Regions from separate parts of the Homo sapiens genome. Here regions 1, 2, 3, 5, 6 and 7 are each linked to region 4. A link is a loop called in an ENCODE intact Hi-C map of the cell type or tissue named here. Cell type or tissue: mammary epithelial cell. All regions are shown on one strand. Links, peaks and the distances in the headings refer to the core of each region. The heading gives the core; the rest is flanking DNA. Region 1 has its middle 54 kb from the start of MIR125B1. Region 2 has its middle 270 kb from the start of MIR125B1. Region 3 has its middle 79 kb from the start of MIR125B1. Region 4 holds the start of MIR125B1 (microRNA 125b-1). Region 5 has its middle 54 kb from the start of TRK-TTT2-1. Region 6 has its middle 160 kb from the start of MIR125B1. Region 7 holds the start of LOC107984402 (a long non-coding RNA gene).

Evidence for each region. Hi-C counts contacts between places; a loop is a spot of excess contacts. Peaks named below come from ENCODE experiments on the same cell type or tissue, not always from the same donor. Only the 100,000 strongest peaks of a DNase experiment are listed, where the experiment ranks them.
Region 1: it touches region 4 in a loop (2.9-fold over the local background); 12 of 110 quality-filtered maps call a loop at or near these places.
Region 2: a loop joins it to region 4, with 4 times the contacts of the local background. A loop is called at or near these places in 5 of 110 quality-filtered maps.
Region 3: it touches region 4 in a loop (10-fold over the local background); 37 of 110 quality-filtered maps call a loop at or near these places.
Region 5: a loop joins it to region 4, with 11 times the contacts of the local background. A loop is called at or near these places in 46 of 110 quality-filtered maps.
Region 6: it touches region 4 in a loop (5-fold over the local background); 7 of 110 quality-filtered maps call a loop at or near these places.
Region 7: a loop joins it to region 4, with 9 times the contacts of the local background. A loop is called at or near these places in 4 of 110 quality-filtered maps.

The regions. Positions count from the first base shown.
Region 1 is chr11:122,043,088-122,047,705 of GRCh38, forward strand. It overlaps a transcript of MIR100HG not described here. Among named protein-coding and RNA genes, the nearest start is that of MIR125B1, 54 kb to the right of the region's middle. In mammary epithelial cell, for the core only: no CTCF peak of the experiment used is centred there; a DNase peak (open chromatin) is centred at 2,354; H3K27ac peaks cover 845 bases.
Region 2 is chr11:121,827,534-121,832,151 of GRCh38, forward strand. No RefSeq gene overlaps it. Among named protein-coding and RNA genes, the nearest start is that of MIR125B1, 270 kb to the right of the region's middle. In mammary epithelial cell, for the core only: no CTCF peak of the experiment used is centred there; a DNase peak (open chromatin) is centred at 1,888; H3K27ac peaks cover 983 bases.
Region 3 is chr11:122,018,716-122,023,333 of GRCh38, forward strand. No RefSeq gene overlaps it. Among named protein-coding and RNA genes, the nearest start is that of MIR125B1, 79 kb to the right of the region's middle. In mammary epithelial cell, for the core only: a CTCF peak has its summit at 2,397 (motif pointing right); no DNase peak of the experiment used is centred there.
Region 4 is chr11:122,099,432-122,104,049 of GRCh38, forward strand. The region is part of intron 4 of MIR100HG (mir-100-let-7a-2-mir-125b-1 cluster host gene); the gene reads right to left. It overlaps MIR125B1 (microRNA 125b-1), which reads right to left and starts at 413; the gene lies at 326-413. In mammary epithelial cell, for the core only: a CTCF peak has its summit at 2,410; DNase peaks (open chromatin) are centred at 1,040, 2,400, 2,720 and 4,170; H3K4me3 peaks cover 2,327 bases; H3K27ac peaks cover 3,485 bases.
Region 5 is chr11:122,503,754-122,508,371 of GRCh38, forward strand. No RefSeq gene overlaps it. Among named protein-coding and RNA genes, the nearest start is that of TRK-TTT2-1, 54 kb to the right of the region's middle. RefSeq lists a silencer at 2,079-2,138. In mammary epithelial cell, for the core only: a CTCF peak has its summit at 2,194 (motif pointing left); a DNase peak (open chromatin) is centred at 2,108.
Region 6 is chr11:121,935,288-121,939,905 of GRCh38, forward strand. No RefSeq gene overlaps it. Among named protein-coding and RNA genes, the nearest start is that of MIR125B1, 160 kb to the right of the region's middle. In mammary epithelial cell, for the core only: no CTCF peak of the experiment used is centred there; a DNase peak (open chromatin) is centred at 1,974; H3K27ac peaks cover 1,645 bases.
Region 7 is chr11:121,868,494-121,873,111 of GRCh38, forward strand. LOC107984402 (a long non-coding RNA gene) reads left to right here and starts at 829. Exons shown (of 3, transcript XR_007062925.1): 1 at 829-974. In mammary epithelial cell, for the core only: a CTCF peak has its summit at 2,312 (motif pointing right); no DNase peak of the experiment used is centred there.

The DNA.
Region 1 (4,618 bases), core at 404-4,403, 56 kb before region 4:
GTGGTCTAAGGCAAGATCTTTCACTCAACAGCCCATAGGAATTCGAAAATAATGAGAATGGAATTTTCTAGTAAACAAATGCTGACAAACATGCCACTTAGATGTAATAAGCACAGAAAAATCACATTCGTTGGCTACGAGGGAGAGAGCTCGGGAAACAGAAGAAAATTTGTCCATGTTCATTTAAAAAATAATGTGACTCCACCATGAATTTTTCAAGATCTGAGCATGAAGAGGCCTGTACGTTCGTTTAATTAACACATTTAAAGGATGAAGTGACAAATAGAAGGATTTTCAGAGGAAAACAATCAAGAAAGTGGAGGTATTAGAAGCTATATTTTATGAGGAGAAGTAGAAAGATCCAGGAAGCTTTCACCTAGAGAGAATCATCAATCACGGAAATCTCCACAGATGGGTCCCCAAACTCACTAAGTTATGTGGGATAAAAGGATTTCACTTACTGTGCATATCTTTAAAAGGAAGCATGGCTGGAAGAAACAGAGATAAATATTGCTCCAATACAAGGAGAAACCTTCGAACACTCAGAGCCATCCGTATAATGGGTAAGCTGAGGAAGCAAAGGGTTTTGTATATACAGAAGTGTTCAAGCAGATGTTGGAGCACCATGAAGCAGGAATGCAGTAATTCAAGAATTAGAAGGGTTCTTAGGTTTCTAGAGATCCCAAGTTGTAATTCGAACTCATCTCAATCTACTGATTTTCCTTGGGTTCAGCCTATTATGAACTACAGTGCTTTCTCTCCTGCTATGGTTGAATGTTTGTGTCCCCTCCAAAATTCTTATGTTGGAACTTAAGCCCTAAGGTGATATTATTAAGAAGTGGGACCTTCAGGAGGTAATTAGGTCATGAGAGCTCTGTCTTCATGAATGGGATTAACAACTTTATGAAAAGGCTAGAGGAAATTAGCTAGGCTCTTTTTTCCTTTCTATCCCTTCTGCCTTGTGAAGAAACGGTGTTTGTCCTCTACAAAGGATGCAGCGTTCAAGGCAGCAGGACCTCACCAGACAGCAAACCTGTGGTGCCTGATCTTGGACTTCCTAGTCTGCAGAACTGTGAGAAACAAATTTCTGTTAATTACCTTCTCTCAGGCATTTTTTGACAGCATCTCAAGCAAACTAAGATGTCTCTTCAGCATCAGTCTGACTGCTGCCGCTCCTGATTTCGTCAAGCCTGAGTCAGACCTCAGTTCTGGACATCACAGTTATTTTAAAGTAACAGCCTTTTCCTAGATGATGATATTTGGTTGTTTTTGTTTTGATTTGTTTTTTTTCAGTCATAGCTAGTAATCTCACATCGACTTCTGACTGATGCTCTCATTTGAAGATTTGACTTTAGCATTCTTAATCTTGAACTCTATCATAGAGAGAAACAAAAAGAAAGACCTCAACCCTTCCTTGTACAGGGTCATTTCAGAACATTAAAAGATTTGAAACTCCGTCTCTACTAAAAATACAAAAATTAGCTGGGTGTGGTGGGGCTAGCCTATAATCCCAGCTACTCGGGAGGCTGAGGCACGAGAATGGCTTGAACCTGGGAAGCAGAGATTGCAGTGAGCTGAGATTGCGCCACTGCACTCCAGCCTGGGCGACAGAGTGAGACTCAGTTTCAAAAAAAAAATTAAAAAAAATCACACACACACCAAAAAAAAATCACAAAAAAAAAACTCCTTTTTTTTTTTTTTAAAAAAAAGATTGGCATCAAAAAGAGTTATAGAGATGAATGGTGGTGATGTTTGCACATTATGAATGTATTTAGAACAACTGAATTGTACATTTAAAAATGGTTAAGGTAATAAATTTTATGTTATGTGTATTTTACAATTCAAAAATTAGAAGAGGAAATAAAAGGTATAGTATGGGATTTTCGCATAGGCAATAATGCAGTTTATGATTTGAATTGGTCCATTCTTACTACTTTTCAAAGTGACCACTATTTTACTTGAGTGTTTTTCTTTCTAAAATCCTTGGGTCATTTTTACACATTTTAGTCTCATGCCATAAATCTGAAGCCAACCAAGACTGTATAGAGAATTGGGGAAACCTTCAAAGTTCTGGTGTCGCTCATTGATCTCTTGGGTAATTCAGTCCATTAACTAGTGGCTCATGTCATCTATAGACTATTACTCCCCTCAAGGCTCCTAGATTATTAACCAATACTGGAAAAAGGTTTTGGGGCCAGCTTACATGCCTCTCTGACTTGTCTGCTTTGGAATTTCCCTGTAAGTCCCTAGATTTTAGTACATGAGTTATCTCCCAAAAACAAACTTCCTTGTCAAGAAAAGGAAGCTTAAACAGGCGTCAAACGCATTCATGACACTCAGCAGTTTGATGAATGGAGAGTAAATGAATCATAGGCTTATGAATTACATGACTTTCTATGTACTCACATGTCTCAACAGGAAGGGGTGACAAGTTGGAAGCTTCATTCTTGATTCTTGAAAACCAAACTTATCTGAACATGCCATCTGAGCCCGTTTAAGGTTAACATGTCCTTGTTTCTAATGCTGACTGCTACCTTTTGTGGCCTTTAATTACTAAAATCTTTACAAATTTCTAGGAAATTCACATTGGGGCTGATGGGGGTGAAAAATAAATGACTTCTGAACGTCCTTTCAAGTCAAACAATCTATTATTCTTTTTTTTTTACTTAGGTAAGCCATACTGATTCCATAGAACAAGTCTGCTAGATCATAGCCTTACTACATGCAAGGGGAAAGCTCATTACCTGTTGGTAAAAGAAAAAGAAATCAAGCAAAGAGTTCTTTTTCTTTTTCTATTTTTTTTCTTTTCTTTTCTTTTTTTTTTTTTTTTTTTTGAGATGGAGTTTCACTCTTGTTGCCCTGACTGGAGTGCAATGGCGTGATCTTGGCTCACTGCAACCTCTATCTCCCGGGTTCAAGTGATTCTCCTGCCTCAACCTCCCGAGTAGCTGGGATTACAGATGGCCACCACCACGCCCCACTAATTTTTTGTATTTTTAGTAAAGACAGGGTTTCACTATGTTGGCCTGGTTGGTCTCGAACTCCCGACCTCAGACAATCCACCCACCTCGGCCTCCCAAAATGCTGGGATTACAGGTGTGAACCACCACACCTGGCCAAAGAGTTATTTTTCTTTGGAGACCTGGACAATACTGATTCTCTTAGCATGCATTTATTGAAGAACTAATGTGCGCCAAGCACTCAAGCTACAGCCTTTCCTCTAAAGGAGCTCCCAGTGTGGTGGGAAAGGGCCACAAGGGAGCAGGTAATGTTAACACACTATGAGAAACTAAGACAGGAATATGCACAGTGTACTCTGGGAACACAGGGGAGGGGACTCTAACCCCAAGGAGGGGTGGAAGAAGGCTGGGAAGCACTCCTAGTGGCATTGATGCTCAGGTCAAAGATGGAAGGATAAGTAAGACAGGAAGAGAAGAAGGGTGGAGATGCTGGGAGTTTGGAGAGAGTTTAGTGTGAATGTCACTTGGGGTTTCAGTTTCCAGTTGGGAATTCGGTGGGCAAGCCAAGGCTGGCAAACCAGGCCGGGGCTGGCTCATGAAAGGCCTTGGATGCCAGGTTAAGAACAGCAGATTAGGTACTGGCTTTAGTTCACATTTGGTTTCTGCTGTTATTGCTGTATCTGAGCTTGAATGCTGTTAGCATCTGGTTTAGCCACATGTCCTCAAAGAGCGTGTTTTCCTTTCACCTGCGTGTTTCTCTTAAAAATAATTTATCCTACAGGAAATAGGAGGAGGAGAGGGAGTAGGTGGGGATTTACTACTTAGTCTTAAGCCCTGGTAGAAACATTTTGACTTTTTATTCCACAGTTCTCGTTCAACGTTGGTTCAGCCCTCTGCATTCCTGGGCCTCGGTTTCTCATCTGGCAATTGAGATCACTGTGCTCTGTCTCAGACGTGCTGTGCGTCATTTGGAGAAAAGTTGTTATTTGACTACAAATGCTCTCAAGTTCCTAATCAGATTGTATGAATAATTCACAGACAACATCATCCAGGGATAAATTATATTTGGAACTTTTATGTTGACCATTTCTCAAGCCAGACTGCTGTGATTCATAACAACCTTTGGTGACGTTTTCTAAGAGGTAAAGAAAAGTAAACACAAAGAGTTCTTTTTAAAGATGAGGAAAGAATTAAGGAATAAAACAGTATCGGGGAACTGGAGAGACAGACCAAAAATACAGTGGGGGATTTTATATGTTTAAGAGTCATTAATACAAACAAAAAAAAGTCCAAATTATAGATACAGAGCAAGACTTTTTTAACACCTCCCACCCCAGTCCCTGGTTACCATCATTTCTATTCTCTGCATCTATGATTTCAACTCTTCTAGGTTCCATATATAAATGAGCACATGTGGTGTTTGTCTTTCTGTGGCTGGATTATTTCACTTAGCATTATGCTCTCCAGGTTCATTCACATTGTTACAAATGACCGAATTTCCTTATTTTTAAAGGTTGAATAGTATTCCGTTGTGTATATGTACCGCATTTTCTTTATCCATTCATCCATTAATGGATACTTAAGTTGATGCCATAGCCTGGCTACAGTGAATAATGCTGCAATAAACATGTGAGTGTAGCTATCTCTTTGACTTACTG
Region 2 (4,618 bases), core at 307-4,306, 270 kb before region 4:
TAATCCCAGCACTTTGGGAGACTGAGGCGGGTGGATCACCTGAGGTCAGGAGTTCAAAATCAGCCTAACTAACATGGTGAAACCCCGTCTCTACTAGATAATAATAATAAGAAAAAATTTAGCCAAGCATAGTGGTGCATGCTTATAATCCTAGCTACTCGGGAGGCTGAGGCAGGAGAATCGTTTGAATCTGGGAGGTGGAGGTTGCAGTGAGTCGAGATCATGCCATTGTACTCCAGCCTGGGCAAGAAGAGTGAAACTCCATCTCAAAAAAAAAAAAAAAAAGTCATCACACTGCCAAAGATAACCAAGCCTATAAGAAAACAAATTGACATGCATAAGAACCAATAAAAGCAAACAAAAAACAAAAAGAAAAAGTCTTGCAGTTATTTCAGATATTGGAATATCAGAGAAAGCCTATAAAATAGACATGTTAAATATGCTCAGAGAAATAGAAGACAAGTTTGAAAATGACTTCAAGTAATAGGATACTATAAAAATGATATCACAAATTTGATGAAAGAGCCAAATAGAGAACCCCTGGAAATAAAAATGCCATAACTAGTGTTATAGCTCTTTTAGAATTTGTCCCCAACCAGATAAATAAAAAGATATCTATACCTAGACGCATCATAGGAAAACTGTACAACACCAGAGACAAAGAGAAAAATCTTAAAAGCAGCCACAGCAAAAAGATATATTATCTTTAAAAGAATAAAAGTTAGTCTGAAGTTGACTTCTCAGTAGCAACAACAGAAGCCAGAAGATAGTGGATTATTCTCAGTTTGATGTAGTAACTGCCAACCAAGAATTCCACACTCAGGGAAAGCATATTTCAAGATAAAAGTAAATAATTCAAGATAAAAGTAAATAAAGTTATTTTTAAATAAACAAAAGCTGAGTTTGTCATCAGCACATTTTCTTCAAAGGAAATTCTAACACGTGTTCTTCATGCAGAAGGAAAATTGCAGATAGATGTTCTAAGGTACAAGAAAAAATTCAGGGGCCAGGCGCGGTGGCTCATGCCTATAATCACAGCACTGGAGAGGTCGAGGCAGGCGGATCACAAGGTCAAGAGATTGAGACCATCCTGACCAACATGGTGAAACCCCATCTCTACCAAAAATACAAAAATTAGCTGGGTGTGGTGGCACGCACCTGTAGTCCCAGCTACTCAGGAGGCTGAGGCAGGAGAATGGCTTGAACCTGGGAGGCGGAGGTTGCAGTAAGCCATCACACCACTGCACTCTAGCCTGGCAACACAGCGAGACTTCGTCTCAAAAAAAAAAAAAAAGGAAAAACATCAGGAAAGTAGTAAATATGTGGTAAATGTAACTTAAATTGGAATAATACTAACTTCTGGAGATTTTTCAAAAATCACAGAATTAAAAAACAGGACAACATTAGCATATTCATTGCAAAGTGTCTGGAGCAGCCTCTTATGGACCTGAGGTGATTATCTTGAGAAGAAAATTGTGATGGACACAAGGAAGCAAAAGGGTGATCTCTTGAATGAAGAGCTGGCTGATTGAAAGCAAAAGGCTGAAGTGTCCTTAAGAAGAACAACAAAGCCAGCTTCTCTGCATCAGGGCAAAGAACGTGGAGGAATAAGATGCTTGGGCCAGTGGGACCAGAAATATGAAAACAGGAGAGGATGGGATGAGGACACTCAGAACATTAATATTTCCCCACAAATTACTCATCTCCTGTGGAGGGACTCCATGACGTTAGGGTTACTTCCTGTCTTGTTTTTTTTTTGACTGCCTGTGATCCACACTGAGCTGAGCTGCGCTGTGGAAAAGGCACAGCAGACAGACTGATGCAAGAGGGCTAAAAGAAGATGACATGTCAGCAGCATAAACATCAGTTTCAGAATCTGACTGGCTGCTAGTGTGAAAATGTCAGAAGTGAGCTCTGCCCCAAGATGTTGAGGAGGTGTGATGTTAATGCTGATGACACAGATGGAGTCAGCATGAAGCTTTGGCAGCAGCATCTCCAATACAGCTCCAGCCTTCTGTGGGCTTCTGACTGCTTGAGTCATTGTTACAGAGATGGCTGAACATTTCACCCCTCATCTTGTGGTTTTTGGTTATGGATCCAACTGTTCAAGGAGCTGGTGTGAACTGATTCCTAAAGCTAGAATTAGACCAACTCTGCTGTGGGTGTGATGGGTCGTGGTGGGGAAAGCACTCAAATCTAACTTAGAATTCTCTGATTACTTCACCATCTCCTTCAGTAAGTACACTGTCAACTCCTTCAGGGAAGAATGGTATTCTTTATCTTCATATCACCTGGCACATGTAAGTGTCCAATAATAGGTTTTTTTTTTTCTTAAGTGACTAAACCCCTATTAGGTTGCAATAGTCGAAATTCAGATTTGATTTTGTACAGTATCACTGGCATCTCTATTTTCTCTTTCTCCTATTCAACACCTTTTGGGGAGGACATTTGGTATTATCAAAATTTGGGGGGAAAGTTTGATGTCTTTTTCTTTCCAAGTAGTCACTGGCCAGAGTCATAAAATTGTTTTGTACTAGGATTGTGTTAGTCTTTTTTACATCATCAAGGTAAGGAGTGGGTCTGCTCATCAGTTTTAACCTAAGAACAAGGCCAGGCAGTCCAACTTTGTCAACATTAATGGGTATTCAATCATTATAGTCAAAGAATTTTCCATCGGAGGAATTTGAAAACTATGATTTATCAGCCAAAAATCTACCTACTGGTATTGGAGAGAATGAAAATAATGACTGGGCTGATGTCATTTTGTATTCTTTTCCTCCATTCTTAAGGGTTGGAAGCAAGTCTGAAAAATATTTTCATGGGCAGAACGAGTTAATAATTGATTATTAAAAGGGTCTCCTCTCTCCTCTCTCCCCTCTCCTCCCATGACCAACTCTGGAAATGAGTTTATTTTCTTCTTAATCTCAAATGATTTGGTCACCAGTAATAGTACTATGCTATTGTTTCTCAGGCATACCAAGGACTAGTACCCTTAGTTAGGGTAGTCAGCAATTTAACAACGTCCTTGGTTTTGAAGAAAGTCTCCAGCCTTGGATAGATAAAGCAGATGGATTTTATTATGACATTTTCACCTTTAATTGTATGTTGGTTACAAAGTGAATTTGGGTAGAGATAATAAAGATCTAGGAGAGAAGATATTGCAGTAGAAAGTGAAATCCCAGAAGCAAAGGTGCCAAGAAGAAGAGAAAGTGCCAGGCCTTGGAGCTTTCAATGAGAAAATGCTCCATGTTACTAAGTCAGGTAAATACCAAGGAACTGTCCTCTACACATTTTGTGATGGTTAAGAAAATGCCTTTGGGAGGCCGAGGCGGGCGGATCATGAGGTCAGGAGATCAGACCATCCTGGCTAACACAGTGAAACCCCGTCTCCACTAAAAATAGAAAAAATTAGGCGGGGCATGGTGGCTCACGCCTGTAATCACAGCACTTTGGGAGGCCAAGGCGGGTGGATCACGAGGTCAGGAGATCGAGACCACGGTGAAACCCCGTCTCTACTAAAAATACAAAAAAAAAAATAGGGGCATGGTGGCGGGTGCCTGTAGTCCCAGCTACTCGGGAGGCTGAGGCAGGAGAATGGCGTAAACCCGGGAGACGGAGCTTGCAGTGAGCCGAGATCGCGCCACTGCACTCCAGCCTGGGCAACAGAGCAAGACTTCGTCTTAAAAAAAAAAAAAAAAAAAATCAGCAGAGCATCTGTAGTCCCAGCTACTCCGGAAGCTGAGGCAGAAGAATGGTGTGAACCCAGGAGGCGGAGCTTGCAGTGAGCTGAGATCTCGCCACTGCAGTCAGCCTGGGCAATAAAACGAGACTCCGTCTAAGCCAAAAAAAAAAAAAAAAAAAGAAAAGAAAAAAGAAATTGCAACTTTTCATCCATGAAACCAACTCTTAGTCAAATAGTCAATTTCATGGGTTTACATCTAAACCCATGAAATGGGTTTTAGATGTAAAACACAATAACTTTATTTTAAAGCAGAGGATTCGCAGGACAGAGATTTTGAATGGCTTGCCCACTATTTAGTGCCCAAATTATGATCAGAACCTAGTTTTCCAGTCTATTACTTAATTCACAGTACCTGCTGATTTTCTACTTCACAAAGACAGTGTGGAACACTTTATAGATTAAAACAAAAATATTGAAAAGCAGTGTGTTAATTATCCTTTCAAAAGGCTGGAAGACGTATAATAGATAGGTAGTAGAGTGGTTAAACTTGAGCTTTGATAGGCTGGGTTCATGCTACTTCCTAGCTATATAACCTCAGGTAAGTTCTAAAATCTCTTTAAGCTTTTTTTTCTTTTCTGTGAAATGGTGATAATGAGTGTATCTATCTCAGGGTTATGAGATTTAAGTGAGACAATGCATGGAAAATGCCAAGCACAGAGCCTGGCATGTATCATCTCATTCAACATGCTGGCCATTATTTTGCGTGCATGCACAATATGATGACTTAGGACACCTTGGTTGCTCTATGCAATTGTTGAACTGCGTGCAGAACAGTCTTTTCTCCTTTTAATTTTCTGGCCTGTAATTGCTCCACACTGGCTTCAGCACTTGTTGGGTGTCCTTTCTTAACAAATTAGTGATGATTGGACAACCAAT
Region 3 (4,618 bases), core at 232-4,231, 81 kb before region 4:
TTATATTAAGTATATATACTTATATTAGTATATATATACTTATATTAAGTATATATATATACTTAATATATATACTATATATAATATATAATATTTAGTTTAAGTATATATATACTTATATTAAGTATATATATACACTTATATTAGGTATAGATATACTTATATTAACTATATATATACTTAATAAACTATTATATACTTAATAAACTAAATAAAGATATATATATATCTGGATATACATATCTCATATATATAGATCTCCTATATATATATAATATATAGATCTCCTATATAATATATAGATCTCCTATATATATATAATATATATCTCTCCTATATATATATAATATATATCTCTCCTATTAATTCTGTCCCTTTAAGAGAACCCTGCCTAATACAATCTTCTACCTTGGCTGCCTCTCTTCCAAATCCACAGTGCTTGCTGGAATGAAGGCACCACAGAGGCAGCCTCCTTCGTTGAGTCCCTGCTCATTGCTGGACAGCAAGCTCTGCCCAGACCCCTCCGTAAAGGAGGGTTTAATCTTCTTTGCCCCATATATTTCATGCTTGTTTCCCCTATCTTCCTCTCACATTATCTCAATAGTAAAATGGTCAGTGCTCCACACACAAACTGATCTGATAACATTTAGTTGAAATGATTAAATTTAGCAAAATATTGGAGTAAAATTATTTAGTTCTGTGATACTATGTGGTTGGATCAAAATGATTTTCATTTCTTTGCTTAGTTCTGTTTTTCTACAGTATCAGGTTACTTAACTCTATCTTGTCAAATATCAGATTTGGGAATGTCAGGATAATAAAAGCAAGTTTTATTATTTCAAGATGGATATTTGGCATTGTGTAGTCATAGCTTATCTGAGATAATATTTTAAGGATTAATATTGGAGCAGAACTAGAAGAAAGACATAGTTATTTAGCATACATGTGACATTTATGTCAAACAAGCATGGATTGAAATAAACCAATTTAATTTCCAAAAGCCCATTGCATTTAGCAGAAAATTTTGCATAATGCATGTAAACCTGTGCCATTGCCCCATAAGTCAAACTCTTCAAATTACTACTGGAGATTTCAATTCAACCCAAGCAAATGCATAGTATATATGTGCTTATATATATGTAAAAATCTGAAGCCTCTGAGACAAAAGTCTTAAGACAATGTAGCAGGTGTCAATTTTTTACCAAGATAATGATGAGAACCCTAAATCAGAATGTTACATACTTAAAACCAATTTGTTTCAGTGGCATATACTCAAGTGTCAAGTATCAAATGCTTATTCAAAGAGAGACCTCATATGTCAGGTTTGTGCAAGACTGTTTCTGTTTATTTTCTTCCTTTAAGTATGCTCTTGTATCCCAAAGTATTTTCTTAAGGCTGAAATTTAGCCATCTGTGGTACAGGAACACAGGACTGGGAAGAACTTGACCCAGTTCCTTCAGGGATTACTTCTTGAACTCCTGAAAACTGTATTTAAAGTGGCTTACAAATGGCTGAGAATTCTTGCTTGATATTTTAAAACCTATGATGGGAATCAGTTTTGGCTTTGAAACCAGGACTTAAGAGTATTAACACTAGGTCCTTCTTCTTAATCACAAGGCAAAAACTGCATGTAAATTTGGTACAACAATGATCGGCCACTTGGAATAAAACTCAAGATGCTGGAAAACATTGATTAGCCTTGAATACCATGTTAAAGGTAGAGTCTTGTTAAGTATACCTACCAATACAGAGCCCTGTAATAGTACCAAACTGTTAAAAGGTAGAGGTGACCATAGAGCCCTCCTCCGTATGGGGAGCTCTGTTACTCTTGGGGTATGGCGTATTATAGTGACTACTGGGTTTCCTTATCAGGAAACTTTGGGTGAAATTTGGCTCTGCCTATATTTGAATCTCAAGCAAGTTACCTTGAGGAGTCAACAACTCTGAGGCTTAATGAACTAAGACAGTGATTCTCAAACTTTTCTGTCTCAGGATTCCTTTATACTCACAAAGTTAGTGAGGACCCCAAAGAACCTTTGTTTATGTACATTGTATCTGTTGATATTTTCCACATTAGACATTAAAACTGAACATTTAAAAATATGTATTCATTTAAAAATAACAATAAACCCACCGTAGACTAACATAAAATATATTTTTATGGAAAAATAACTATATTTTGCAAAAATATTAGAGAGGAGCATTGTTTCACATTTCTGCAAATTTCTTTAGTGTTTAACAGAAGGCAGCTAGAGTTAAGACTGCATTCAATCTGTACTGATATCGTACTTCATGTAGCCTCAGGTAAACACTTCATACTTGAGAGAATGGAAGTGAAAAAGGCACTCATTTTAGTATCACTATGAAAATTGTTTTCACCTCATGGACTGCCTAAAAAAGGGACCACCAGGGGTCCCCACTCCACACTTTGAGAACTACTTTCCTTAGAAATGATACCGAATAATAACAATAATAATAAGCATAGCTAATGTTACTTAAATGCTTGCCCTGTGCTTCTCCCTATTTTAAATGTTTTTTATTATTATCTCACTTAATTCTTCTAGCAACTGAATAAGGTAGATATTATATAGCATTGTCTTTATTCTCCAGATGAGAAAACTGAAGCAGAAGGAAGTTCTGACTTCCCAAGGTCACACAGATCATAAATGATAGAGCGAGGATAGGAGCCCAGGTACAGTGTTGTCATAAAGATCAACAGTATTAGACAACAGTGTGGTGGTGGCAGAGGTGACGGTGGTGATCATACAGTGGCACTGTATGCTATCTAATGTTTAGGAAACACAGGCTATGTAAAATGCTGGGTGCCTTCCATGCATCATCTCATTTTCTCCTCACAACAGATCTAGGATGTACTTTTATTATCATCATCATTTGACAGATAAGGAAACTGAGTCTTTCCTAAGATCATATTTAGTATGTAGGAAAACTATATAAACTCTCTAACTATAAAGTTTTGTTACTACTATAATTAAACATAAAATTATGCTAAGGGCCGTGTGCAGTGACTCACGCCTGTAATCCCAGCATTTTGGGAGGCCAAGGCAGGATGATCACTTGAGGTCAGGAGTTCGAGACCAGCCTGGCCAACATGGTGAAACCCCGTCTCTATTAAAAGTACAAAGATTAGTCGGGTCTGGTGGCAGGTGCCTGTAATCCCAGCTACTTGGGAGGCTGAGGCACAAGAATCACTTGAACCTGGGAGGTGGAGGTTGCAGTAAGCCCAAATCAGGCCACTGCGCTCCAGCCTGGGCAATAGAGCAAGACTCAAACAAACAAACAAACAAACAAAATGATGCTAAGATTAGATGCTGTAATCTGATACCTCATTTAACTGGCATCATAAGATCCAGTTATCTCTGCAGATGTGAATTTCCCAGAGTAGTTCATTTTTACTACTTTGTGGCCCAACTGTTTAAGGTATAACCATAATGATGGAAGAAATCATTATGAGCATCAATTTGGATGCTACGCCTTCCTGTGGAGATGCACTGGAGGCTGTTGAGATGGGAAAGCGTCGATTTCCCGGTCAAATAATTCAAGGATACTCTGCATGCTGTGGCAGTGTTTTCTTTCAGGGTTTGTGTACCTTTCCTGTTTTTACTATCCCCTCCTTATAAATTCAGTAGTATTTTTTTTTTTTTTTTCAGATTTAGCCCTTTTGCCTGATTTTAGCCAACTCTCTTTTTGCTTGCTTGTAAATTATTCCTTCCATTTTGTCCTCTTGGGGAACTAGGCAACCACGTTTGCCTGTACGTATTGCGAGTAAAATAAAGGCAAAACCTATCTGAGTCTATGGACTCTGAATATTTGTTTAGATTGCTCCAAATTCTTCTGCTTACTTCCACTTGATTGGCCTTACTCACACAAATGCAGTTGCTACCTAAGCACTTTCATATAAGTGAGATTTTACCAAGCGATCACAACTTCTGAAAGATGGCGAGTTTTAATGCCATTTACTAGGAGAGTAATTTGCATATGGGCTTTCTTTTCCTGTATTTTTACATTTCAGAGCTCTGCTATTAACTACACTTAAAAAAAATCCTTCAGAGGAAACCAAATATGCCTTGTTCCAATTCCAATAAGGTTGCTTTCAATATTTTGAACTTGTAGTCACGGTTGAGATGACTTAATTTAAAACACATTTGGAAGCGCAACTGAGCCTAACCTATGTAGGTAGCTTCATTATTTTCTTGGAGGGGTTCACTTTCTGTTGTTTTGTTTTTGTCTAAACTCATGGCCCAGCGTTATTTATGTTCTTCTATATCTGAGATGTATCTCTAGTAAAAATAAAATAAAAGGAAAGCCGCTATTGTCAGATTGGAACGAAGTGGTAAAAACAAAAACAGAAAACAAAAATAAAGAACAGGAGGAGCCAAAGTCTGAGAAGAAAGAAACATAAATCATTGTTGTACTAGATTAAAATCAATTCAACAAACAATTATATGCACTGAGGACTGGTCCAAGGGATAAACTTGCAAAGTCTTCTAATCACATCCCTAATAAAACTCAAAGTCTAGGATCTGGCGCCTATCTACCCAGCTAGGCTGCCACTCCTCCTGGCCTTATATGTTCCACAGAAACGCTACCAAAAGCAGTA
Region 4 (4,618 bases), core at 349-4,348:
TGTTCTGAGGTCAAGCACCAGGTACTGAGCTGTTCTTGTTACGCTCGTATACTACTGCGTGTTGCTCTCAAGGAATAGACCAGGCAGATGAGTTCCACAAGCCTCAGGCATCAATAACATGCATACATACACATAGCAGCCAACACGCTATTAAAGCAAAATATATACCTACTTTAACAGAAATCCAGGAGCTGCCACTCTCTGGTCACCTGATCCCATCTAACAATGAAAACCTCAGAGGTATACTCAATCACCTCAGACAAACTTTCTTTTCTTTTGTTTTTGCTTTAAAGAATAAAATTCCACCAAATTTCCAGGATGCAAAAGCACGACTCGCAGCTCCCAAGAGCCTAACCCGTGGATTTAAACGGTAAACATCACAAGTTAGGGTCTCAGGGACTGAGAGGAGCGCAACAATGTTTTCTTTCTTGAGACAAAGCAAAGCAAAACAAGAATGACAGGCAATTTCTGTTCGAGGTTCATAACTAAGATGCAACAAACAGGTGGTATGGTATTTCTTCTCTAAGCTCCTTTCCTTCACAAAATTGAGATTCCGTTTAAGCCTAATACATATATACACACATACGCAGTATCTGGGGGCGCATATACAATCACGCACATACACATACGATCACGAGTACATCAGAGAAAACTCTTTCAAGATTTGGGCAAAATAGTTCACTAAAACGGAAAATAATATGCACAGACTCAGAAATGCCCAAGTTTTTAAAACCATAGTCTACAATAAGGATTTAGTGTCTTTTCAAAGCTTTAATTTACGACTAGCACAAATGACTGAAGAGAAAATAGGAGGCATCTCTTTCCCCCAGGGCAAGTATGCCGCATGCAAAAATCATAGAAATCGGGTTTTCAAAGGAGAAGACCAAGAAGTAGGATTCGGAGGCTATAGAAGTGTAAAGACGAATAGCGTTCTGAACTCACCCATTCGAAGCGGAGCGGGGCCCGCACAGCCTCCTGTGGCACCATCCCGAGCAAGGGGGGAAAATGAGAGCTCTCAGTGCGCTAGGCTGGGCGAGGTGTTTCAATAGAGGACGGAGAACGGGGGCGGGGAGGGGAGGCGGGGGCAGGAAGCGATACACCAAATCTCGAGACTGTAACTCTGTAGCTTATGCTTTGACGAGAGAAAAAAGGGCAGTTGGGTGGGAGTGGAGGGAGGGGCTGGAACTGATCAAATTTGGAAAATATTCACTTAAAAATTAAAAAAAGGCGGGGGGGGGGGGGGAGTATGAAACCTCCCCAGAGCTGCTTTTTGAAAAATTTCTTCCTTCTTTCTTTAGCGTGCACTTTGCCAGTCCTGCAAACGGAGGCTTCGTCTGCATCAGCTGCTTGGCTGAAGTCAAGGCCAAATCACCAAGAGCGAGCACCAGGCTGTCATTTGGTAGACACGAAGTGGGAAGGGCTGGGTGCGGGCTGGGGAGAGACATTCCCCCCGCACCTCCCGCTGCGGATTCTTTGAAGCCTTTGGCCAATATTTCAGAGGAATCCGAAGCATAATTCCCCTCCATCTTCGCAGACAGCCCCTGGTTCTGTACCTGATAGATTGTCGCTTTCCTCATCAGACTGGAAGTGGGGCTTTCCTGTGCCGCCACCAAAAATGAAAGGAAAAGGAGGGGAGGCAGATGGGAAGATGACCCTTTTACAAATGTTTCTTCTCCTTTTTCTTTCTGTTTTTCATTTCATTTCTTTCTTCTTCTTGTTCTTCTTTTATTCCAGGCCTGAGCAAGGTAGATGGCTGGCTAGTCAAAGAGAATGACAAAGCAGCCACAGCCAGGAGGACACTGGAGAGGCCTCAACGCACTTAGTAAAAATGCTAAATATTTTTTTAGATATTTCCATATGCAACTAAAAACAGTTAGAGCTCTAGACTCTCCCCCTCCCCTCCTTTAAAAATGGAATCATACTAGCAACACAGCTAAATTATGTCTCTTCTCCCTCTGTACAGTGTCTGTTTAGCAGCCCCCCCACCCCCACCTTCAAGACAACTTTTTTCTCACCTCTGTGGGTTCTTCTCAGGCACAATCCTCCGTTGAGCTCAGAGGCTCTCCTTTTTCTCTCCCTTCCCTTTTCCTTTTCCTCTCAGAAAAGCTAGTCTGTCATCATCACACCTAGCTTCTCTCTCGCTCGCTCAACCTCTCTCCTTTTCTCTTTTACCATTAAAATATAATAATAATAATGGCCCTTTCGACATAGCAGCATGAAGTGGCTGCCTTTGAGAAGCACATTTAATCTTTACTGGCTCCCCTAGGCTTCAGTGAAGAAGGAGAAGGCAAGGAAAAAAAAAGGAGAGAGAGAAAAAAAGATTGTAAGGGAGGCTGCTGACGGACAGCAGGCATCAGGCACAAATCAGCGACAAGTTGAATTTTCCTAGACCACACTGCCCCCTTTCTTCTCGGCTTGCTCCCTGGGCTCCTGGAAAGCCTGAGTGTCTGGTTACAGGAGGCAACGGGTCTCTTTTTGCCAACCATGGTGCAGATTCCTCGCATGCCTGCTTAAATCTCTGGCAGAATAAGAAATCAATATCCCCCTCTAATCACCTTTAGCTCTTCGATGGCTTCCCCCCTTTTCTGAGAATCCACTTGGCTCTCCTCGCCGCTCCCCCGCCCTGCCGGGCTCCTACATACAAAGCTTGCAGCCCTGTCATTTCTCACTTCCTTCCATATCTTGGAGACAAGCCTCTCTTCTAATATCCTCTCGCGCTTGCTCCCTCTCCTGTTGTAGTGTGTCTCATCCCTGACTTGCAGTGCTGGATGCACTAAGGCATCTCCCTGACTACTAATGAGGCCAAAAATACATCAGCAGGTCAGGGGGAAGGCCAGACACTGCATTATACAAATACAAAAAATTTCTCAGCCCGCAAGACCTAGAGATCAGGTATCACATTTTCGAAAAGGAAAAACAGGGAGGGAAAGAAGTGAGGAAGGGAGACCACAGTGCAGTTCTCTGCCTAACTGTTTCACATCCTAGGGGAATTTCAAGCACACATGCATGTATGAGTGCAGGTGATGGATTTTGTGAATCTTGGTGGCCTTTCTTTATGGACGGAAAGTCAACAATGCCCAAATATTTCTTTGCAATCAGCATTTAGCGGGATAAAAGAGCAATGATTCGGATCTACATTTAAGATATGTAGACTCTCTGTTCAGGCATGTGATGACTACAGAGCTAAAATTCCCTTTCCTTCCAGTGGCTGGGGTTTGCTCGTTGACTGTATTTGCCATATGTATTAATTTACCATCTATGTGCCCTTGGATTTTGAAATGAACTCATCAGTCACTGAAGCTCATCCTGACCCTTTGCTTTCACTGCAGGCATTTTCCTTATTCCTGAAGCATGTTTTTCCTCTTCAAATGTCTGACAGACACATATACACTTCATCGATCAGCCTCAAGTTCCCCAATAATGACAAGTAATATTTCAGATGACAAAAAAAAAGAGGCACAAGAAAAAAGGAAGACATCCTAAGTTGATTGGGGGAGCATCTCCTCTCATTTCTGTTGGCACTCATTTTTAAAGCTCTGCTCTGCTGTGATCCTTTAAGGCATGGATCTGCCGAAAATTAGGGTCTCTACCTATCTATGTACACAGTGGGTATGTTACCGTTCTAACCCAATTTTCCTGCCTAGAATCATGCAGACAACCGGCAGCGTGGTATTAAATATAATGTCAGATTCTGTAAATAGCAAGGAAAGGGAGAAAGGTATCTGAGGATGCAGGTTTCCTCCAAGTCAATATTTTTAAAAGATAGTTTCTTTGTGCTCAACTCAGACATAATTGTGCTTTGTCTCTGACTGTGAGACCTGCAGAAGCATACCTAGATGCCAAGGAAAAGGAGAAAATGCACAAATAAGAAGAAGATACAGACAGAGGAAGAAGGGAGAGGAGAGAAGTAGAGAGGAAAGGCGAGGAGCGCATAACAGCTAAAGGCAAAATGAGAGTGTTGGATTTTTGTAATACTTTTTTTTTCTTTTTGTCGTTATTGGGAAGGAGAAAGAGGTGGTTGCCAGGAGTTGGTGACTAGGTTAGAATCTTTTTCAGATTTGGCTAACGGGGTGTTTTCACTAGACTGATGGAGAAAAAAGAAACACGCTAGAATAATCATGAAGGGTGGAGCTGTTAAAAAAAAAAGTCTTTGACTCACTGGGTGCCTCCCTGTACACCAAAATGAATCATTCCTAACCAGAATCATCAATTGTCTTAGTGTACTTCTATATGAAGGCCAGATTATGGGAATCATGTCATTGCACCCATCTTCAAAACGAAGGGTAAATAGAGGACGAGATTTCCCGAGACTCTTTTAAACCTCTCTATATTTGCAACAATAGTTCAGCATGATTTTCACATAATAAGCTAATTTGCTCTTGCTTGTATTCACTCTGCTTACAAAGATATACAAATATATAGCTTATGAAAGTTTTGCTATGAACACATCATTTTCTCTATACAACTCAGCGATGTCTTTGGAGGATACTTATTTCAAGCAGTTAACACCTGACCCCAATTTCTGTGGGTAATTAGTGAGCTAGATAACCACACAAAGTGGGTAATTATTTAGTACCCAAGGGTACGCTAGAAGTGGGTAGTGGCTTTGTTAACAAAA
Region 5 (4,618 bases), core at 322-4,321, 400 kb after region 4:
TGTATAATACAACATAATAGACTAAGAAATTCCCTTTATATTTAACTATGGATATAGTTAAGTATGAAACTTCCTTAATATTTAAATTTTTAATACTGGTTCTAAAATCAGCACTCTTGTACCTGGTCAGCTCAAAATACTATTATTTATTTATTTTTGTTTGTTTTAATAAAATAATGAAGAATATCAATGAAAAATGTCCAAATACATGGAAATAAATTGAGTAAAAAGAATAAATCCAGTAATTAGTCTGGGAGTACAAAGCAGGGTTGATTTCATTACATAATCATTTCCAAAGGGAACTAGCTGTCTTCCTTTTGAATCTTGATTAAAGGTGTGCATAGGAAGGATATTCTACTCCATGTTCCTTGGGGATTTCTTTCCATGATCTGGTTTCCCTTGAGTAGTTGGTATGATTAACTGGGCTGGTTTCTTTTATAATTGTCCTGAAGCGCTTTGCATTTTGCAAAACTGCTTCGCAATTGTTTTTTTCTCAGGATGTACTTAAAAATGAATCCATTAGGTGTAGCGGGCAAGCACAGCTCAGGGAGGTGTTGTTAGCAAAGCCAGAATAAAATCACAGAAAGTCTTCCCATTTTTTTAGGGTGCTCAAAGTGCTTTTCTCAAAATATTTGCATTTCCAAAACTCAAATATGTCCAGAAGAACGGTGAACTTAGCTTTTCCTCTTTGGATTTAGGATAGAGTTGTCAGATAAAATACAGGATGTCCAGTTAAATTTGAATTTCAGATAAACAATGAGTATTTTTTTAGTATAATTAGGCCCCATGTAATACTAGAAATTCTAATAGTTCTGCATTTTATTTGCTAAATCTGGGAATCTTAACTTAGGAAGATAATGTTACTCACCCCAGAGCTGTATGAACTTTGGGCAAGGAACTTAATGGATTGAAATCTCCTCATCTCTAAAAATAAAATGTTGTACTACAAAAATTGCAAGTGCATTTTATTTCTAATTCAGCTATGATACAACATCTTTTCATCATGCAAGATTTATCTAGAGGTATAATTACGGGTCATGCAAAGAGTGCCCCATTTGGAGTAAGAAGGATCTGAGTTTGATCCCACCATTAATTAACTATGTGATCTTAGGCAATCAAATTCTTGAAATCTCGGATTCTTTATCTACAAAAATGGGGATAAGGTACTCATTATAAGGGTCAAATTAGTTGATGTGTATAGAAGTGTTTTGGACCTATGTGAAGTCATAAGCAGATTATGACTTACTAGGAAGAAGTTACTCTCAAGCAATGTAAAATGAGTTATTAGCTAAGTTGCATGGTCAGAGATCCGTTCTCCTGTATGACTCAAACCAAGTTTTCAAGCTCAGGTAAGTTCTTAAAAAGGTACCCACAAGTAGTCATTTTACTATCTTTGCTCTTTGTATTTTAGGAGACTTACGGTTCAAGCGTCAGCTCTACACCTCGGTTTCTTCAAATAGCAAATGAGCAAAAATAATACCCACTGCACACATGTATCATGAGAGCTGAGTGTGAAAACATAGAAAACACCTGGCACACAGAGTTTCTCACTAGAAATATCAGTTCCTGCTCTTCTCTATGGTTCTCTTGGATGCCTCAGTTGAAGCCTGCTCTGGGTACAGACCACTGGTGAGTGGGTGTGTTTAAGGCGCGGGCCTCTGTTTCCATTCCCCTTTTCTATGTAGCAGTTCTGTTGTCAGAGCCCAGCAGGACTAGGAAGGCCTCTTCCAATCTCCAGATCTCCCTCTATGAGGGAGCCTGAGATGCCTAACATGTTTTGTATCTTCTGATCTCTAGGGACTCAGAAGACAATAATAACCTTCCCTACCTCAACCAGATTCAAACCAGAAAGTGGCAAGAGAAAAGTCGCCTTGACCCAAAGGGGCATCCAGCCTCTCCCATTTCAGACGCAGGATAATGCAATCCAGACCACATGAAATTTCCCGTATTTGAAGACTGCCTCAGCCCTCTTTGCACCAGGCTTTCCAGCCTCTCTCCCTCTTGCCTCAGACTAAGCTCTCCCTCAACCACATTGTGTGACCAGGCCAATCCTTGGAGACAGAGAGATGTCTGCACTAGGGAACTTCCAAGCTGCCCAGGGGATGATGAATTCACCCCTGGCAGAAGCCAACTTGGAAACGGCATCACGGTGCTTTGTGAACATATCTATGGTGCAACAGTGACCTCCAGTGGCTGAGCCAGGAGGCAACCACTGCCCACACTGTCTCAGGCAACCCTGTCCTCCCGGAGGCTAGCGTACAGGATGATAAGCTCTTCTTGGAACCACTTCCCAGAACACCTATGCACAATATCTTAAAAAAAAAAAAAAAAAAAAAAAAAAAAAAAAAAAAGAGAGAGAGAGCAAAAACATAAGCCCAGAGTTACTCACCAATTGAATCCGACCATGTCACTCCACCACTTAGAAAACGTATGTGGTTAGTAGTCCCTCTATTGATCACAGAATAAAGTCTAAAGTTCTTAGTACCACAGACAGAGTTCTTTAGGATCTGGGTATGACTACCTGTCATTTCCTACAATGTCCTCTTTCATTAATACACACCAGACTTTCCCCTAGTCTCTAAATGGCCTGCTCTATTTTAAGTTGAGCAGTAGAGGGTCCTCTATTTAAATGACCTTCTTCACTTTTCTACTGGTACAATTTTCTTTTCTTTTTTCTTTTCTTTTCTTTCGTGTGTGTGTGTGTGTGTGTGTGTGTGTGTGTGTGTGTCTGTGTGTGTTTGTCAGGGTCTTGCTCTGTCACCAAGGCTGGAGTGTAGTGGCACAATCAAAACTCACTGCAGCCTTGACCTCCTGGGCTCAAGTGATCCTCCCACCTCAGCCTCCTCAATAGCTGGGACGATAGGTGTGCACCACAATACCTGCCTAACTTTTTAAAATCCTTTTTCTTTGGAAGGGTTTCATGTCAAAAATTGCCATCTTAGTGACACTTTCAGTATTATCTCTCCTTACCACTGTAGAATTAATTTTGTTTTCAAAACATACAGCAAGTGGAGTTAAAAACAATCCATTTATTTATTCAAAAAACAATAATAAGACATCTATTATAATGCCAGTCATTGTCCTGGATAGTCAGGATAACAGATAAAAGAGGCATGCTTTCTGACCTCAGAATGCATATAGACTAGTGGAGAATACATAGAGAAATCATTGCCATAAAGTATAGCAAGGAGCTATGTGCAAATTACACAACTGGCTTAAGAATGGAGGTCATCCCTTCAGCCTGTGCAAAAGGCAATTAGAGATCCTGCCCCAACAGTGAGAGGCATTGTCTGGGTCTTGAAGGAGTAGGAGTTAGCCAGGCACTGTAATCCCAGCCACTAGGGAGGTTGAGGCAAGAGGATTGCTTGAGGCCAGTTCTAGATCAGTCTGAACAACATAGCAAGACCCCCATCTCTACAAAAAAATTAAAAATTAGCCCAGTGTGGGGACGAGCACCTGTAGTCCCAGCTACTTGGGAGGCTGAGGCAGGAGGATTGCTTGAGCTCAGGAGTTTGAGGCTGCAGTAAGCTATGATCAAGCCACTGCGCTCCAGCCTGGGTGACTGAGCAAGGCACCATCTCAAGGGGGAAGAAATAAAGGAGCCAGGAAGATAGGATAATTTTAAAAGGGAAAGAAGAAATGAAGCATATTTGAGGCATCAAGTAACTTACACAGAAGCACGAATGTGTTGGAACAAGGGAGTAATCCATCATGGTTGGCACATGCTGCACAGCAGAGAGATATAGAGCTAGAATGCAGACTGGGATCAGAAGGCAGGATCAAGAGTGTAAAATGTTGGTTATGGGAATGAGGAGTCATTAAAGGCTCTTGAATGAAAGCACTATTTAGAAGGAATACGCTGGCACAACTAGCAATAGCACATAAGGAAAGCAAAAAGAAATCAAAATTAGGTTTCTTCCTGTTCTTGGTACTCAGAGTCACTGGGGTGTCAGTCCAATCTAATCTGAGAGGCTAAAGTAAGGTCAGTGAGTGGGTAAACAGACAGGTCAGGCACAGGACATAAACGGAGAAGACCTAAAACACAAGAAGAGCAGTCACTTGGTGTGTAGTTGTGAATAGAAACAAATGCCAAGGCCAGGCACAGTGGCTCACACCTGTAATCCCAGCACTTTGGGAGGCGATGGGGGGTGGATCATTTGAGGCCAGGAGTTTGAGACCAGCCTGGCCAGCATGGTGAAACCCCATCTCTACTAAACATACAAAAATTAGCTGGCTGCGGTGGCTCATGCCTGTAGTCCCAGCTATTCGGGAGGCTGAGGCAGGAGAATCACTTGAACCCAGGAGGCAGAGGTCGCAGTGAGCCAAGATCATACCACTGCACTCCAGCCTGGGTATAGAGTGAGACTCTGTTTCAAAAAAAAAAAAAAAAAAAAGCCAAAGTTTCAGAAAGTAAGAGGTCCAGGTCCAGGTGAAAATGTGGAGAAGTCCCACCTTAGTCTAGTGAACAGCACCTTGCTGGATCATGGTCACTTTGAAAGGGCTGGATCCTGACTGTCAAGGGAGAGGGTCCGATGAAGCTGCTCTAAAAAGTCTATTGTGACCCTGGAGGGCCTTCCCCCAAGGGACCAATGGAACTCCACTCATGATTCAAATATGT
Region 6 (4,618 bases), core at 413-4,412, 160 kb before region 4:
AAGACAGGGAGAAGATGGCTGTGTGGTGACATAGGCAGAGATTAGAGTGAGGCATTTTGTTAGTCCATTCTCATATTGCTCTAAAGAAATACTTAAGACTCAGTAATTTATAAAGAAAAGAGGTTTAATTGGCTCACAGTTCTGCAGGCTGTATGTGAAGCCTGATGCTGTCATGTGCTCAGGTTCTGGGGAGGCCTCAGGAAACTTACAACCATGGCAGAAGGCAAAAAGGGAGAGAGGTGTTTAACATGGTGGGAGTAGGAAGAGAGGTGGGAGGAGAAGCTACATGGATTTTTTTTTGTTTTTTTTTTTTTTGTTTTTTGGAACTAGATCTCATGAGACTCATGATACCAGGGGCAGCACCAAGGGGCTGGGGCTACACCATTCATGAGGGACCACCCCCATGATCCAATCACCTCCCTCCAGGCCCCACCTCCAACAGTGGGGATTATAATTCAACATAAGATTTGGGCAGGGACACAGATCCAAACAATATAAGGCATCTGCAAGCCAAGGATTGCCAGCCATCACAGAAGCTAGGAAGAGGCAAGAAAGGATTACCCCTATGGGTCTCAGGGAGAGCAGGGTCCTGGTGGCACCTTGATCTCAGACTTCTGGGCCTCCACAACTGTTAGATGAGAAATCTCTGTTGTTTAAAGCCATCCAATTGGTAGTACTTTGTTACGGCAGCACTGGGAAACTGATGTACCCACTTTTCAGGTTCCACGTCTATTTCCTTCTCTTGTGCTCAGTCAAGATAATAAAGAAAATAAAATTGTCGTGTGAAAAGATAAATCCTAGATTTCAGAAAACATGGCTTACTAGACTGACTCACTTCCAGGATGTTCTAAAGAGTTTCTTTTTCTTTTTTTTTTTTTTCTGAACCTTAAATTTGGGGACTACATATGCAGACTGGTCTCCTTTGAGTAGGAGATTTTCATCTGATTTATGACAGTCAACCTCCACGTTAGATTTACTCTGAGCCTAAGTCACAGCCTAATGAGTTTTGAACAAATGGGCTGCCTTCCAGTGAACTGCAAGGTAAGGGATGACAATGAGGTCCTCCCTGGTGGCCATGACTGGTCTTCATGCCATCAGCAGTGAATTTGAATTATGTTAAATTGTGAATGTTACTGGAGAGGCACAATATTTTACATTATTAGTATCATTGGTGACTAATCCAGGATTTATTTATCAGGTTAGCCAACCATTAGCAGGAGCCAGACATAAGTCGGCCACAAATAGATTCACCCAGTATTTATTGAGTGTCTGCCATATAATCACACACTGGTCCAAAGTCTTGCATGATCTCACTGACTCTGCCCTACAATTCTAACACATAGTTATCTCCATTTAGAAATGACAAAAGTGAGACTAGGAAAGGTTAGGTAACCTGCCAAGAGTCACACCACTAGTAAGAGGGTAAATGGCTCCAAAGCTTTGGAGTCAGCTTATTTTTTGACACTAAAATCATAGATGAGAAGGACAGAGGGAACAGTTCCCAGCAAGGTGCCGCTCTGGGAGGGTGTGGGAAAATGAAGGATCACTGAAAGTACTGGGTCCTGGGAAGTGGTATTCAAACACAGTTGAGCATGAAGGAAGACTTCCAGAGTAGACCATGCATAGTTGTGGTCAGCAGGTCTGAACGTGGGGTCAGAAGATTCACTATTCAGCTCTTGGGCTAGAAACTGAACCTCTCTGAGCCTCATCATCCTAAACTGCAAAACAGGCATAACTATACCTTCCTCCCTGAGCTGTTCTGCGGCTTGCCCACAATAGTGGATGTACTAGCATCTAACATCTAGCAGATATTAGATAATCCATACATTCTAGCTTTCTGTGTTTTTCCCCGGTGTATTTTGGGCTGGCCCTGAGCTAAAGTCATATCCCTCTGAGTTAACCCCACCACTGTGAAGAGTATGCAATGTGTCATCACAAACTTAATTTTTAAAAACAGACATTTAATTTTTTTAAATGATGAATAAAACATTTTCACAATAATTGCAGTGATTCATCCATTTAGTCATCGGATATGAAGATTCTACCTATACCAATCATGGCTGAATCAGACCCAAAGAATTAGAAGACACTGCCTGCTCTTAAGAAACACTCAGTTTTTTGTCTTTTCATTGAAGTCCTATAAGGATTTATATTTTTCAGTAGTCTTTCCTGATATATATATATATATATATATATGTGTGTGTGTGTGTGTGTGTGTGTATATATACACCAGTGCGTATATAATCATAGGAAATATACATTGTGTGTCTTAATGTGTATCATTATTGTGTAAACACTTATATATATGTTATATATTATCAACATAAATAATATATCAACAATACATAAAAAGAGATAATATAAATATATAAATATATAATAAATATATATCTTGCAAACACTTATATATGCATGTATACCTATGCATACATAATCATAGGAAATATACATTTTGTGTCTTAATTTTTGATCAGTATTTTGTAAACAGTTTTTCTTCACCTCTGTGGTGGAAAATCATGTTTCAGCCCCAGGGCCTTTGCAATATCATTTCCCTCATGGTTTGGTTTGTAACTTTAGTGAAGTCTCTAATCAAATGTCAGCTCATCAGAGAGGCTGTCCTGACCACCTTATCTGAAATAGCCCCTGTTCTCACACCACTCCTTGTCTTTCTCTTTTGTTACTATGCAAATGGACTCTGATCATTACCTAATAGCATGTCATAGGCTTATTTACTTGTGTGTCATCAATTTTCTCCATATCCATTCTCCCCAACACCCCTCTCTGGCCAGGAGAATGTAGGCAGTGTGAAGATCAAGATGTTGTTTTGTTCTCTGACACATCCCTAAGACCTAGGACAGTGCCTGGCATATTGTAGGTGCTCGACAAATGTTCATTTCTGATGGAATGGTTCCATGTTGAACATTTCAATTAACTGTATGATAAATCATGTAGCTTTCCTATGCTTCCAGAGCCACATATGCTAATGAAGCTCATCCAACTTTACTCACTTTACATTCCTCACAGTCTTCAGACAACATCTGGACAAATTCTACATATTTTGGACAGGATTTCTCAGTCGTCCCTCCCCTCCCCTGCCCCTCCAAGCATGCCTCCTTTATATGCAGGGGTATTCACTCTAAGGCATCTTCTTGAGGATAGACATTATTTCTCTTCATTGAAACCCCCAGTTCCCAGGTACATCCACAGAGAACCTAGTCTGTTTCGCCGACGCTTGTGTTTGCAGTGCTTCCCCGTTCTTCACTAATGACTATAAATGTGCCAAAGAAGGAAATGAGAAAAGTTCAATGTGCAATGAATCCAGATTGAGCTGGTCTACACTGGTATCCTTCCCTGACACGCACCTGAGACCTCCTCACCTTGACATCATTATCTCTCATTAGAAGCGACTCAGAAGCACCAGGTAAGCAGTTGCAGGATGCTGACTGGATTTGTGGGGCTATGTTGATCACAAGCCACATCCCTCTCTTTCTGTCTGCCCCCCTCTCTCTCTCTGACTGGCTGTGTAGCAGAACCTTTCAGCAGAAAGGTTTAGAGGTTAGCAAGAAAGTAATTAGGGCCAGAATTGCACATCAGCAACACTCCTCTAGCCATTTTCAAATGGCTGGCACTGTGGATTTTTAAATTTGAAACTTGGTGCTAAATTCGATCAGGTTTCTTCACTTCTTTGTTTTAGGCTTCGTTTTTGTTGGTTTCTCTTTGTTTATTACATGATTCAAGGTTTTCCCATACTACTATGCTGCCATGATACTACTGGAGGCAATCACTATTACTAGTTTTATCTGCCTCCTTCCAGGAATACTCTATGTATAAACAAGCATATATGTACACTATTTCTTTTTTGCTCTACAAATGGTAGCATACACTTTATTCTTCCTATCAGTTTTTGCTCTACAGTTTATCCTGAATATCATTCTTCAGTGTATACAGAGAGGTGACCCACTTTAAGACCACTACCTCATATTCAATTCAGTGGATGTGTTATATATTATTTTACCAAGCCCCTACGAAGGAGTATTTGTTTCAACTTTTTGCAATTATAAACGGCATAATAAATCATTTCACACATGTGCAAATATGTCACCAGGAAAGATTCCTAGGGATGGAATTTCTAGGTCGAAGGATGCCAGCTCTTTACATTTTGATAGATCATTAGAGATTCCTCGCTGTAGACAATTGCACAACATACACTGCCATACAGTTTGACAACAACACACGAGAGTGGCTGCCTCCTTACACCCTGGCCAACATTTACATCTTTGACAATCTAATCCACAAATCTATCACTTTGTGTTTTTTTCTGGTATTTCTCTTATATATGTAAATGCTATTTATATTTCTGAAAATTGTCAGTTCATGACTTTAGTCTGTAGTTGTTCTGAGTTATTGTTCAGATGACTTATAACAAAGAACTCTGTATGTATAAAAAACATTAACCCTTTGGAACATGGGAATACCTTCCCCAGTTTTTATTAATCCTTACATTTTATTTATATTTTACTTATTATGCAAAAAAAAGGAGTTTCAATTAATCACTTCTCCTTTCTGAGATTATTTTAATTTCTTAGCTTAGGTATTTTAGCCTCTTCCCTGTTGCAAT
Region 7 (4,618 bases), core at 402-4,401, 230 kb before region 4:
ACCTCTGTGAGCCTTTGTTGTCTCATCTGTAATTGGATGTGATAATCTCTGAGGCCTCATGACCCTTATGGAATAGGCTATTCTTTGCTCTGAATTTTTGTATACAAAAGGTTTTTATTTTATTTATTATTATTATTATCATTATTGAGATGGAGTCTTGCTCTGTCACTCAGGCTGGAGTGCAGTGCTGCGATCTTGGCTCACTGCAAGCTCCGCCTCCTAGATTCACGCCATTCTCCTGCCTCAGCCTCCCAAGTAGCTGGGACTACAGGCGCCCACCACCATGCCGGGCTAATTTTTTATCTTTTTATTTTATTTTTTATTTTTAGTAGAGACGGGGTTTCACTGTGTTAGCCAGGATGGTCTCGATCTCTTGGCCTCGTGATCCGCCCGCCTCGGCCTCCCAAAGTGCTGGGATTACAGGCGTGAGCCAGCGCGCCCAGCCAAGGTTTTTAAACAAGTCCCTAAAGGGTGTTTCATATATTCTGAGATCACTCCCGGTAAAGACCCCCTGCTGAAAGAGAGTGGAAGGAGCATCCCACCACCTGGGGCAGTTGAAGCCCCTGAGTTGTGCTGTTTTAGGGAAGGTGATTGATGGTAAAGTAGAGAACACTGATAAATTACAAAGCATTCATCTAATCAAAATCAACCCATGGTGTTAAGTCTTGATGTAAAATAATACATTAAGAATTAGTGGAAAAGCTCTGAAATTGTTGACTCGATTTTCAAAATAGTTATTTTTCGGTAGGTAACAGATGCACAGCTTATAAAATTTAAAAGATTTTTTAATACTTTTGTTGGAAATACCGATTTTGTCTTTTTTTTCAGGTTATTTGGATGAAATGCTTATTTCTTTTTTAACATAAGCATTGACTGGAAATATTGGTTATTCTGTCTGATATTACATGAAGGTCAGATGCCCTCCATGCAACCATGAGGTCGGATGGCAGTTTGATGCTGAACCAGCAAACAAGGTAAGGGTGAAATTGTCATCTGCATTGTACAGAATGCGAAGCCAAGGCCTCGAAACAGGAGATAATTTAGACAAGGTCACCTAGAGGGATGCTGGAGGAACCGAGTTTGGAAAGCCAGCTAGCCTGACTGCCCATTCATCACGGACATTATCTTTCTTCTTGTCTTCCTGCTCAGCTTAGTTTATTTAAAAGGGAAGCACACTGCAGTTCTAGGGTCAGGCCAGGCCCGCCTGGTGGCTCAGCACCTGCCTGCAAAGGTAAGAAAGCCTCTCCAGCCGAGGCTTGTGAATGGTGTCAGGGAAGAGTCAGGTTCTCTTTGGAGAAGAGCCCGTTGGGATCTTTGTTCCCAAACAGGTCCCATTTCCTCATGTTTATTGAATTCTCTCAATCACATACTTGATCACTGGGTCCCAGGAAGGGGGGCTGGCTAAACTGAGAAAATGCAAAGTTGAACTTTATTTACTCTTGATAAGAGGACCAAAAGGAAGTTAACTTTTTACCCATTTTATTCTCAAAGCTATTGAAAGAATTATGAAATCTACTCGAGAGCAAACGTGGAGGTTATTCACAAAGGCGTTCATAATGAACTAATTTGCGGATCTTTTGCCCCTCTTTCACTTTCTGCAGAAATGAGAAGGATGACTTTTTTTCCTCTGTTTGTGGCTCTGCAGGCCGTCAGGGGACCCCACTCCTTTCTCCCTGCAGGCTTCCTCTGCCACTTGCTACTCCTTTGTACTCGTTCCACCTGGCAGTCTGAGGAACACAAACTAAAATGCAGGTATTGGTATCCCAATAAGAGGCTGTGAAGACAGTTCAAAAAGGGAAGTTTTGAGGCTGGGATTCTGGAGAAAGGCATTCATCTCCCGGTAGGCCCAAGTTCACTTCCTTCTCCACTACAGAACTGCCTCGATGCGTTTGAGAACATTCTGTCCTTATTGTGAATGCTGACTTGCTCCAATCAACACATTTCTTTAACTCCTTTAAAACCAGCTTGTTAGAGCTGTCTACAATGCCGTGAGGTTCCAACTTCCTCTGATTAATTAGGAGGCTCAGAAATGTGTGAGTATATTTTAGAAACTGTACTGTGGGTGCTTGTAGCAAGTTCACTTATTTAATATTTCATGGTGAGCTATTTTCTACTCTCCAGATAGATTGTGGGAAGGGGCCCTTTGCCAGCCATAAACATGTGTTTTAATCTCTAGTCCTTTTTGGCATGTGTTGCTGACCTACTTGCCTCAACTCCCTACCCTGTTTCCCTCCCCTTCAGCCAAATAAGAAGTGAATAAAGCAACAACATGGGAGAACCATTGTTCTTCAGACATGTACCAAAAGGGGGCACCGCTAAAATTATCTAGGCAACTTGGATCCCAGGCTCCCTTTGGAGAGGAAAGCTTTTGGGATATGTGCCATGATGATTTATTACAGGTGGCAAAAATACTTGTTATATAACACACCGCTGACATTTCTGCATCCCTGTTTTGCAGTAATGCTAAAGGCCAGCACATTCCAATCAACCTAGCCTGGGCTTGGGTGTTTCTTCATCTCCTCAGCTACCCATGTTCTGTTTACTCTCTAGGTGGCCAATCTAATCTACTTTATTTTGCATCTCATAATTTTATTGTCAGATGCAACCTTGTTCTGAAGTCTGGGACTGTCCTATGAATCTTTTCCAGTTTCCCCACGATAGTTCATTGATTCATTTACCCAATAAATATGTATTTGTAATTTCCATGTGAGGTGTTCTGTGTTCGAGAATGAATAAGACAGGCTGGGTGTGGTGGCTCACATCTGTAATCCCAGCACTTTGGGAGGCCGAGGTGGGTGGATCTCCTGAGGTCAGGAGTTCGAGACTAGCCTGGCCAACATGGTGAAACCCCGTCTCTACTAAAAATACAAAAATTAGCTGGGTGTGGTCACGCATGCCTGTAATCCCAGCTACTCAGGAGGCTGAGGCAGGAGAATCACTTGAACCTGGGAGGTGGAGGTTGCCGTCAGCTGAGTTCGCACCATCACACTCCAGCCTGGGGGACAAGAGTGAGACTTTTTCTCAAAAAAAAAAAAAAAAAAAAAAAAAAAAGAATGAATAAGACAGATACATCCCCTTCTTGCCTTTGGAGTGTCTTGTCTAACCTGGGAAATGATCTTTGAACAAAAAATTGTGAATGTGACTAGTGTCATGCTGATATTTAGGGAGCTTTAGGAACAAATTAGAAGAGACCTAACCTAGACTGCATATGAATCAAGAAAGGCATCCCTAACAAAGTGCCATTTAACATGAGACCTGAAGGGAAAGAATGAGCAAGGAAATGATTTCAGGTACTGAGGAATAACATATGTGAAAGTTCTGGAGTAGAAAGGTGTATGGCGTGTTTCAAGAAATAGAAGACCAGTGTGGCTAGAGCATAATCAAAGGTCATATGAATTTGGCATTTTATGTACCTGGCAATGTTCAAAGCAGTTTAATTTAGTTAACCTTCATAACAAGTCTATGATGAGAAAACTGAGAACTCAGAGAAGTTAAGTAACTTGCCCAAGGTCACAGAGCTAGGAAATTCCACATCTGGGCTGTGAGCCAAGACAATCTAGTTCCAACCCTGTCCTCTGAATGCAGCACTGAACTGCAGAGAGAGCAAAAGGACAGCAGATGAGGACCACATCACACAAATCAGAAAAAGAAGAGGAGGCCGGGCGCAGTGGCTCACGCCTGTAATCCCAGCACTTTGGGAGGCCGAGGCAGGCGGATCACGAGGTCAGGAGATCGAGACCATCCTGGCTAACACGGTGAAACCCTGTCTCTACTAAAAATACAAAAAATTAGCTGGGCTTGGTGGTGGGCGCCTGTAGTCCCAGCTACTCGGGAGGCTGAGGCAGGAGAATGGCATGAACCTGGGAGGCGGAGCTTGCAGTGAGCTGAGATAGCACCACTGCAGTCCGGCCTGGGGGAAAGAGCGAGACTCTATCATCTCAAAAAAAAAAAAAAAAAAAGAAAAAGAAGAGGAAAATCATTTAAGTAAAACATCTTGGACAGCACTGAAAGGGAAATACAGCATCCAAGTCTTTTAAATACTGACTTCCTTTTCTTTCTTCAAATGGAAAATTAGAGGAACCCACTGAGAGACTCGCTGTAGGCTAGGCACTGTGAGAAAAACAAGAAGCAGTCAAATTCATCCTCAACAGGTTAGTAAGGTCTACATAACTTCAAAGGACACAAGAGGTTAGTGTGTGATAGACAGCCGAAGGATTCATGGAGCAGGCTGCACTTGAAGTGGCCCTTATAGGGATAATTAAGATACAGCCTGGTGGAAGCAATGGAATGGTTTTAAGTCCATTGTCTATCCCTTTTGCATTCTTTCTTTTTTTCAGCATATACTTGTTATGTACCTCCTACATGCCTGGTCCTCTGCTAGGAGTTGAGGGTAAAGCAGTGAATTGGACAAATAAAATAGAAACCAGTATCCACAAGGGCACAGTGATGGGTAAGTCTGTGATTGTGGGTGATATTGAAGAAGACAGTCTGGTTGGCGCCAAGGGCTGTGTTGAGAATAAATAGGGCTAAGCTTTAGAGGTGGGTGATGAGGGTAGAGGAGATAAAGCAATTGACTGCTCAGATTTCTAACTGTCAGAATCAAGAATGGGAATTTCCG